3 separate regions of the Homo sapiens genome follow, and all the other regions are linked to region 2. Evidence: chromatin contacts called from ENCODE Hi-C or POLR2A ChIA-PET data. All regions are on one chromosome and are shown on one strand. Each heading gives the region's core, a stretch centred on a gene start or an enhancer-like site at or near the end of the contact. The rest is flanking DNA. Distances are from core to core; before and after follow the strand shown. Region 1 holds the start of PSTK (phosphoseryl-tRNA kinase). Region 2 holds the start of MGMT (O-6-methylguanine-DNA methyltransferase). Region 3 holds the start of C10orf88 (chromosome 10 open reading frame 88).

The links. A loop is a pair of places that touch in the nucleus more often than their neighbours do. ChIA-PET counts read pairs that join two places held with the same protein, here RNA polymerase II (POLR2A). Pooled maps may share reads with other maps.
Region 1: a pooled map shows a loop between it and region 2 (20-fold over the local background). The contact joins the promoter of PSTK here to the promoter of MGMT in region 2. A Hi-C loop is called at or near these places in 5 of 50 pooled maps. POLR2A ChIA-PET finds 5 or more read pairs at or near these places in 2 of 52 experiments (OCI-LY7 and activated B cell).
Region 3: a pooled map shows a loop between it and region 2 (25-fold over the local background). The contact joins the promoter of C10orf88 here to the promoter of MGMT in region 2. A Hi-C loop is called at or near these places in 5 of 50 pooled maps.

What each region holds. Positions count from the first base shown.
Region 1 is chr10:122,979,012-122,981,711 of GRCh38, forward strand. It overlaps PSTK (phosphoseryl-tRNA kinase), which reads left to right and starts at 1,390. Exons shown (of 6, transcript NM_001363531.2): 1 at 1,390-1,684. The coding sequence starts at 1,469. RefSeq lists an enhancer at 1,402-1,721.
Region 2 is chr10:129,465,791-129,468,490 of GRCh38, forward strand. It overlaps MGMT (O-6-methylguanine-DNA methyltransferase), which reads left to right and starts at 1,451. Exons shown (of 5, transcript NM_002412.5): 1 at 1,451-1,506. RefSeq lists silencers at 1,091-1,530, 1,551-1,750 and an enhancer at 1,317-2,239.
Region 3 is chr10:122,952,813-122,955,512 of GRCh38, forward strand. It overlaps C10orf88 (chromosome 10 open reading frame 88), which reads right to left and starts at 1,415. Exons shown (of 6, transcript NM_024942.4): 1 at 1,203-1,415; 2 at 17-220. The coding sequence starts at 1,366. LOC124902519 (a long non-coding RNA gene) reads left to right here and starts at 1,630. Exons shown (of 2, transcript XR_007062325.1): 1 at 1,630-1,756. RefSeq lists a silencer at 1,131-1,210.

The DNA.
Region 1 (2,700 bases), core at 140-2,639, 6.5 Mb before region 2:
ATTATTTGTAAGTGCTTCATACAAATTATATCAGCTTTAGCAGGTTACTCGTCATATTTTGACACAGTATACACTGATTTTGTCCTTACGTCTTCACATTTTGAACATACCCTTTACAGGTAAGAAGGAATTATCCCCTAAAATATAAGGATAAAAGAATCTGGAATCTAGGCCCGACGCGGTGGCTCACGCCTGTAATACCAGCACTTTGGGAAGCCGAGGCGGGTGGATCATTTGCGGTCAGTTCAAGACCAGCCTGTCCAACATGAGGAAACCCCGTTCTTACTGAAAATACAAAAATTAATTGGGCAGTAGTGGTGTTCGCCTGTAATCCCAGCTACTCGGGAGGCTGAGGCAGGAGAATCCCTCGAGCCTGAGAGGCGGAGGTTGCGGTGAGCCGAGATCGGACCACTGCACTCCAGTCCGGGCGAGAGAGTGAGACGCTGTCTCAAAAAACAAAAAACTGTAATCTGAATTCAATTTTTCTACAACACACCCCCAGACAAAAAAAACTTGGCCAGCCGCGGTGGCTTGCGCCTGTAATCTTTGGGAGGCCGAGGCGGGCGGATCACAAGGTCAGGAAATCGAGACCATCCTGGCTAACATGGTGAAACCCCGTCTCCACTAAAAATACAAAAAGTTAGCTGGGCCTGGTGGCAAGCGCCTGTATTCCCAGCTACTCGGAGGCTGAGGCAGGAGAATGGCGTGAACCCAGGAGGCGGAGGTTGCAGAGGTTGCAGTGAGCCGAGATTGCGCCACTGCACTCCAGCCTGGGCGACAGAGCGAGACTCCGTCTTAAAAACAAACAAAAAACAAAAACTTGTTTTGTACCTCTCCATAGCTTAGTATTACTTTTTAACACAAACACCTATTGTTCTCTGTCTGCATGCACTGGAATTGAGGTCTGTGGATGTGCCTTTCCTGACAATATTTCTTCACGCTTGCTGCCCACTGGTGCTGTGAGGGCACAATAACGAATGTTTACTTTGCCCTTGCACTCTTCACATCTGGGAACCGCAAAGGAGCGCGGTGGTCGGACTGTCAGCCTCGCCTTCTATTCTTTGATTTCCAGTAACTTATTTTCGAAAGATTGCTGGAGGGAAAGGCTCAACGTCTCTTTTGGGATTTTCCTAAGCAGAAAGACCTCATCCTAACAAAACTGAGGCGCCAATCCTACTGGCTGGCAACTTTCGGCAGGGAGGGTGATTCTATTTGAAGATCAATCCTAACTCTGGGACCCCTTGGGAATGTCCAGGAGCTAGGAACGCAGCGCCGCGGTCTCTCCAGCCTCTGGTCCCTGGGAGCAAGCAGGGCACCGGTGGAGCAGGTGCCTCTGGGGCCGCACGGAAACCCAGCTAGGCCAGTTCCTCCACTGCGCCGGTAGGCGGCGGAGACGCTGCGCGTGCGCGCAGGGCAGACGGTAGAGCGGAGACGACGCTCCCAGACTCCTCCGGTCTCCCCGGGCAGCATGAAGACCGCCGAGAACATCAGAGGAACCGGCAGCGACGGGCCGCGGAAACGAGGCCTCTGCGTCCTCTGTGGCCTCCCCGCGGCAGGAAAATCGACTTTCGCGCGCGCCCTCGCCCACCGGCTGCAGCAGGAGCAGGGTTGGGCCATCGGTGTTGTCGCGTATGATGACGTCATGCCCGACGCGTTTCTCGCCGGGGCAAGAGCGCGACCGGCGGTCAGCACGGAGGGGCGGGGCCTGGGCCGCGGGGCGGGGCGGGGCGGGGCGGGGCGGGGCGGGGACACTCGCGTCCACGCGGTCCTGGGTGATTTGCCATGAGCGCCCATTGCTTGGTGTGGGAGGTGAAGTTCGAGAAAAGTGGAGCTGGGTTAACATAGTTACTGCAGAGGGTGAATGCGTTGGCTGTAGAAAGTGGTTACAAAGCCAACTGTTAGAACGATGCATTTTAGATGCTTATCTGTATATTTGATGCATGTATATGTTGTATATTCTATACAGTTGAGTCTTCAGACAGGGTCAGGTTCTCAAGTCAGCGTGCAAGGTGGAAAGCCCCTATAGTCAAATGCACTGTCGAAAATCCCTTAGGAAGTTTCTCCTTAGGAGAGGGAAAGAAGTTCTAAAACTTGAACGTCTAGCTACGGGTGGATTCAGGTTTTGTAATTTGAGGAATCCTCTTTAAGAAAAGGAATAAAAACTATAAGTAACAAAATTTCTGGGGTCCCTCAGAACGATAGAAAGAGGCTGTACAAATGCATTATCAGACCTATGAAGCTTAATCTTTGTTCATCTCAAAGTAAATCTGCCTCTGCCAGCTTTGGGAAGGATGGCTGTTTCTTAGTTGACCACCAGAGGAAGTAATGGGTTTGTATTTACGGAAAAACTTGTATGTTCCAAATACATCTCTTTAAGCCCTCCTCATCTCACACTCAGCACAGTGAGATACATCCTCTTGGAGAAGCATGTGGAAACTGAGACCACTGGGGGAAGAGTAGATTACATTCGTGTTTCTCATGCTCACTCTTGAGTAAATACTCTTTGAAATATTCTGAAATGTTAACATTATTATTTTTGTTGTTTAATGCCTAATGTAGATGAATTTACAGAAATCAAATGCAAATGTTATGTGACTCTACTTTCTAAGTATATATACAAAAATACAGTACATTTGGTGCATGGGCTCTCCAGCAAGGTGTATCTACTTTCTCATTCTTGGTTAATTGTGAAGTAAGTGC
Region 2 (2,700 bases), core at 201-2,700:
ACCCTTATCACTCATGCTAATATGTTGGATCCTGCAAGTCACAAATACGAAGGTATGAGCATTGGCCGAATCCCAACAGGGAAACTTCACCGGGAAGGTGAAGACCCCTTTCCATTAAGATAACAAACAGAACCTAGAAGGCCCGTAGCATGGTGGCTTAGAACATGTGGGCCTTGGATGGGATCCTGCCAAGGGGTGTGTGACCTCTCCGAAGCCTCCAGGGATGATACTACTCCCTGGGGTGCTTATGCCAACCACGTTAGAGACAATGGTTTCTGTACCCATTGCCTGGGGCTGCCATAATAAAGTGCCACACACTGAGTGGCTTAAAACAACAGAAACCTATTGTCTCACACTTCCGGGGGCCAGAAGTTTGAAACCCAGGTGTGTTAGGATCCTGCTCCCTCTGAAGGCTCCAGGGAAGAGTGTCCTCTGCTCCCTCCGAAGGCTCCAGGGAAGGGTCTGTCCTCTTAGGCTTCTGGTGGCTTGCAGGTGCAGCCCTCCAATCCTCCTCCCCAAGCGGCCTTCTGCCTATAAGGACACGAGTCATACTGGATGAGGGGCCCACTAATTGATGGCTTCTGTAAAGTCCCCATCTCCAAATAAGGTCACATTGTGAGGTACTGGGAGTTAGGACTCCAACATAGCTTCTCTGGTGGACACAATTCAACTCCTAATAACGTCCACACAACCCCAAGCAGGGCCTGGCACCCTGTGTGCTCTCTGGAGAGCGGCTGAGTCAGGCTCTGGCAGTGTCTAGGCCATCGGTGACTGCAGCCCCTGGACGGCATCGCCCACCACAGGCCCTGGAGGCTGCCCCCACGGCCCCCTGACAGGGTCTCTGCTGGTCTGGGGGTCCCTGACTAGGGGAGCGGCACCAGGAGGGGAGAGACTCGCGCTCCGGGCTCAGCGTAGCCGCCCCGAGCAGGACCGGGATTCTCACTAAGCGGGCGCCGTCCTACGACCCCCGCGCGCTTTCAGGACCACTCGGGCACGTGGCAGGTCGCTTGCACGCCCGCGGACTATCCCTGTGACAGGAAAAGGTACGGGCCATTTGGCAAACTAAGGCACAGAGCCTCAGGCGGAAGCTGGGAAGGCGCCGCCCGGCTTGTACCGGCCGAAGGGCCATCCGGGTCAGGCGCACAGGGCAGCGGCGCTGCCGGAGGACCAGGGCCGGCGTGCCGGCGTCCAGCGAGGATGCGCAGACTGCCTCAGGCCCGGCGCCGCCGCACAGGGCATGCGCCGACCCGGTCGGGCGGGAACACCCCGCCCCTCCCGGGCTCCGCCCCAGCTCCGCCCCCGCGCGCCCCGGCCCCGCCCCCGCGCGCTCTCTTGCTTTTCTCAGGTCCTCGGCTCCGCCCCGCTCTAGACCCCGCCCCACGCCGCCATCCCCGTGCCCCTCGGCCCCGCCCCCGCGCCCCGGATATGCTGGGACAGCCCGCGCCCCTAGAACGCTTTGCGTCCCGACGCCCGCAGGTCCTCGCGGTGCGCACCGTTTGCGACTTGGTGAGTGTCTGGGTCGCCTCGCTCCCGGAAGAGTGCGGAGCTCTCCCTCGGGACGGTGGCAGCCTCGAGTGGTCCTGCAGGCGCCCTCACTTCGCCGTCGGGTGTGGGGCCGCCCTGACCCCCACCCATCCCGGGCGAGCTCCAGGTGCGCCCCAAGTGCCTCCCAGGTGTTGCCCAGCCTTTCCCCGGGCCTGGGGTTCCTGGACTAGGCTGCGCTGCAGTGACTGTGGACTGGCGTGTGGCGGGGGTCGTGGCAGCCCCTGCCTTACCTCTAGGTGCCAGCCCCAGGCCCGGGCCCCGGGTTCTTCCTACCCTTCCATGCTGCCAGCTTTCCCTCCGCCAGCTGCTCCAGGAAGCTTCCAGAAGCCCCTGCGCGGGCCTTGGCTTGCAGCAACCCTTTAGCATACTTAGGCAGAGTCCCATATTTCCTTCCTGCTGGAGGCCAAGTTCTAGGGGCCTTCTGGTTACTATGGCTGGTGTTTGTGTACATCATACCCTAACTGTATTCATCAACACTTAGAGTAAGCAAGGCTCGCTGGAGAGCCACACACACTGGGCACCGTAATGTCGGTTATAACACCGCAGAGGAGTTCTGAACTATGTATTTCGCACTCCTGGGTTCATCATCTCCTGAAATCTCAGGGTGGTGTTTGCTCTCAGTTGCTTCAGCTGAGTAGCTGGCTTTCTGTCCTGGAAAGCAGACTTTGTACATGTGTGTGCAACCTATGCCTGCTGAGATCATCATCAGACAGGGAAGCGGCTTGGTCCAGAGAGCTGTTCTCAGTAGAATGTTAAGCACAGAGAGCTGAGAATTAGACTGGTTATTTACATAGACATCCAAATAGAAACCTATAGAGTATCTGTTAAGTCAGGCTCTCCCGTCATCTCCCCCATCCCTGGGCAGGTGTCTAGGAGATGGTTTTGTTATTTTCAGGGCCCTCTCAATGGCTAAAACACTCTGGGAGATGAACAAGATTTTAAAAACCCAAAGCTTAGCGCACCTGGTGGGTGGGGGTGTGAAAACTTTGAAGGAAACCGCGTCAAGAGCCTGGCTGATTGTTAATATCACGTTAACTCAGAGGGCCAGGATACTTGCCCAGACCCGGAGTCTGCCTGCAAGTAGCAGAGGAGAGCTGGCCTTGCTCTGCCGCGTGTCTTTCTTCCTGGGCCCTCTGTCTCGGGTTGGAATTTGAA
Region 3 (2,700 bases), core at 165-2,664, 6.5 Mb before region 2:
TGTACAAGTCACACACCTGTCATCCAGGACAGTACAAACATTCTTGCCCCTACTGGTTCCACAGTACTCCTCTCCTAAGTACACTTCCATATTTCTTGCTGAACTTAAAATGCCAATAGAAGCGATTTCTTCACCTCCATCAGGGCCACACCTCAGGTAAAGGAAGCAGGGGTTTTCATCTTTGTTGTTGTGGTTTCTCTTCAAAATCACCAGATCCTGACTGAGAAGAAAATTGGTGAAAACATCACACAGTATAGTTCTCTGAACATGACTCTTCTTTTTTGAGACGGAGTCTGGCTCTGTCGCCCAGGCTGGAATGCAGTGGCTCCATCTCGGCTCACTGCACGCTCCGCCTTCCGGGTTCACGCCATTCTCCTGCCTCAGCCTCCCAAGCAGCTGGGACTACAGGCACCCGCCACCGCGCCCGGCTAATTTTTTGTATTTTTCGTAGAGACGGGGTTTCGCCGTGTTAGCCAGGATGGTCTTGATCTCCTGACGTCGTGATCCGCCCGCCTCGGCCTCCCAAAGTGCTGGGATTACAGGTGTGAGCCACCGTGCCCGGCCGGGGCTTCTTTCTTCTAACTCACTTCCACTTGCCCTTGAGGTCCAAGCACCTTCCCAAGCATCCAAGAAGCGCTCAACACAGAATTCATACGGAAATGAAGGTGTCACACATCAGGGCTTTCCCAAACTCTATTTTTTCCTCAATCAACATTCTACTCAATCCCCTGCAATTGACTCTCGGATAATTACATAAATCACTGGGCACCTACTGGGTGCAGGGCACAATGAAAGACAAAAGTGTATCTTTTTCGAAATTAAGTCGACAGCGATCATCTATAGCTGGACTTTTTACACAGCCTGTTTTGGTGGACAGGAGGTGTCTTGTTTGAGGGTAGAGGGGCGGACTGACTTTGACAGCAGCCCTGAGGGGCTATCACGCCTGATGGGGACGTTATATGAAATTCCGAGTCCGGGTCACCTTCCCCCTCTCACGCCCAGGAGCCTCGGCCCCTTCCCGGCCGGACCCACCCCCCTCCGCCCACCCCGGACGACCTCGCAGCTCCCCTCCCCAACTAGAGACCTGGTACCAACTGCTCTCCCGGATCCCGGGCTCAGACCCTCTCGCCTCCCCTCACAGCTCCCCTAGAAGCGCGGCAGTTGCCGAGCATAGCGACCCCGTCCCCGTCGGCCCGGCGCACCCTGGAGCAGGCGGTGCCAGCAGCTCCTCCCAGTCGAAGTCACCGGGGCCGAGACCGGCCCGGGTGAGGAGGAGGCTGTGGGTCAGGGCCCCGCCTGCAACATCCCAAGAAGAGGCCAGCGTGGGGCGGCGGGTGAGGCCCCCGTCCTCGGTCCGCGTCTCCATTCCGCCGCCTTCAGTCAGGCCAGCCCAGCCCCGGAACCTCTCTTCCAGTGCTTGAATTTCCGCCGGTACAGCGTGGAAATGGGCAGGCAAAGCGACTTCCGGCTCACTCCGCTTCAAGTACCCGCCGCTTCTTGCTTTGGTGGGGAGAGCAGGCACCAGAGACACGCATGCGCATGTGCCAGCTGGCCTCAGGCGCGGCGTTCAAAGTGTGCGGGGAGGAGGTCGAGAGCGGAGCATGCGCACTGGCAGACCCTTGCTCTTTCGCTGGAGACTATGCGCAGGCGCGGTGCACTGCGCGCCGGCACGAGGGTGTTTTCGACGTTGGCTGTGGGGAAACAGCAAGCGGCGTGGACGACCGTTGCTGAGCTGGTGTGGAACGTCTGTGATCAGGTAGGTGTAGTCTCGTCGCTCTACGCTGCGTGCAAGACCGACTCCTGACCTCGTTCTTTCCCAAGGGGACGCCAGGGCCTTTTCTGCTTCCATTCCGTCGGATCTGCAGCATTTGTGGCAGCTAGCGCGGCGGACGCGCTGCCGATTCGGGTTATTTTTACTTCGAATTCTCCTAGCCTCCCTCACACATATTCTCGCTTTAGAGGGGGGCTGAAGCGGATGATGGGGTTTTGGGGTTGAAGGGCATCTGTGATGGGCATTGAGCCACGCTGGCCTTCGCCGGGTGCTGTCTCAGCTGACGCCCCCTGACCCCATGTGCAACCCTCAGGCCGCAGGAACCCGGGCATCCAGGGCTGGACGCTCTAGGTGACAGAAATTTGAAATGCAAGAAAGACCCAGACACCGAAGGCAGGGGCTGCCCCATGAGATCGCTCCTCATGGCACTGGAAACAGCGAGTGGAAAGGGGGGGTCTCAGAACTCTGTTGAAGTAGAATATGAACTCAGTCTTGAAGGAACTTAAGGCTACGGATGCAGAACAGTGGGAGCAGATGGAACTTTCTAGATGCCCCACGGGATGGGACTGTATATAGTGTGCCCCCTCATCCTCCTCCTGTAGAGGCTTGTGCAGATTATTTTTCTGTCTTTTGAAAAAAGCAAACTCTGAAATTCCACTTGTCTATAATCTAGAGTTCCAAAGTTGTGTTTAAGGTGGTATCCTCTCTAGGAAATAACGTTTTTGCTCACCCATACTCTAATTTTCTTTCAGAGCTGTCTATTCTGGGTTCATGACTCAGTGCGCATTACTTTAATCTTTTTGCTTATGTTTTCGTTTGAGTTTATGTACTAGGACTTGTGCCCTCTAGCTAAAAATGAGAATAAACTTTGCATTCTGTTTACCTGTGTCAAAGCAAGAAAAATGATGACCAAATGTATTTTTCTATAA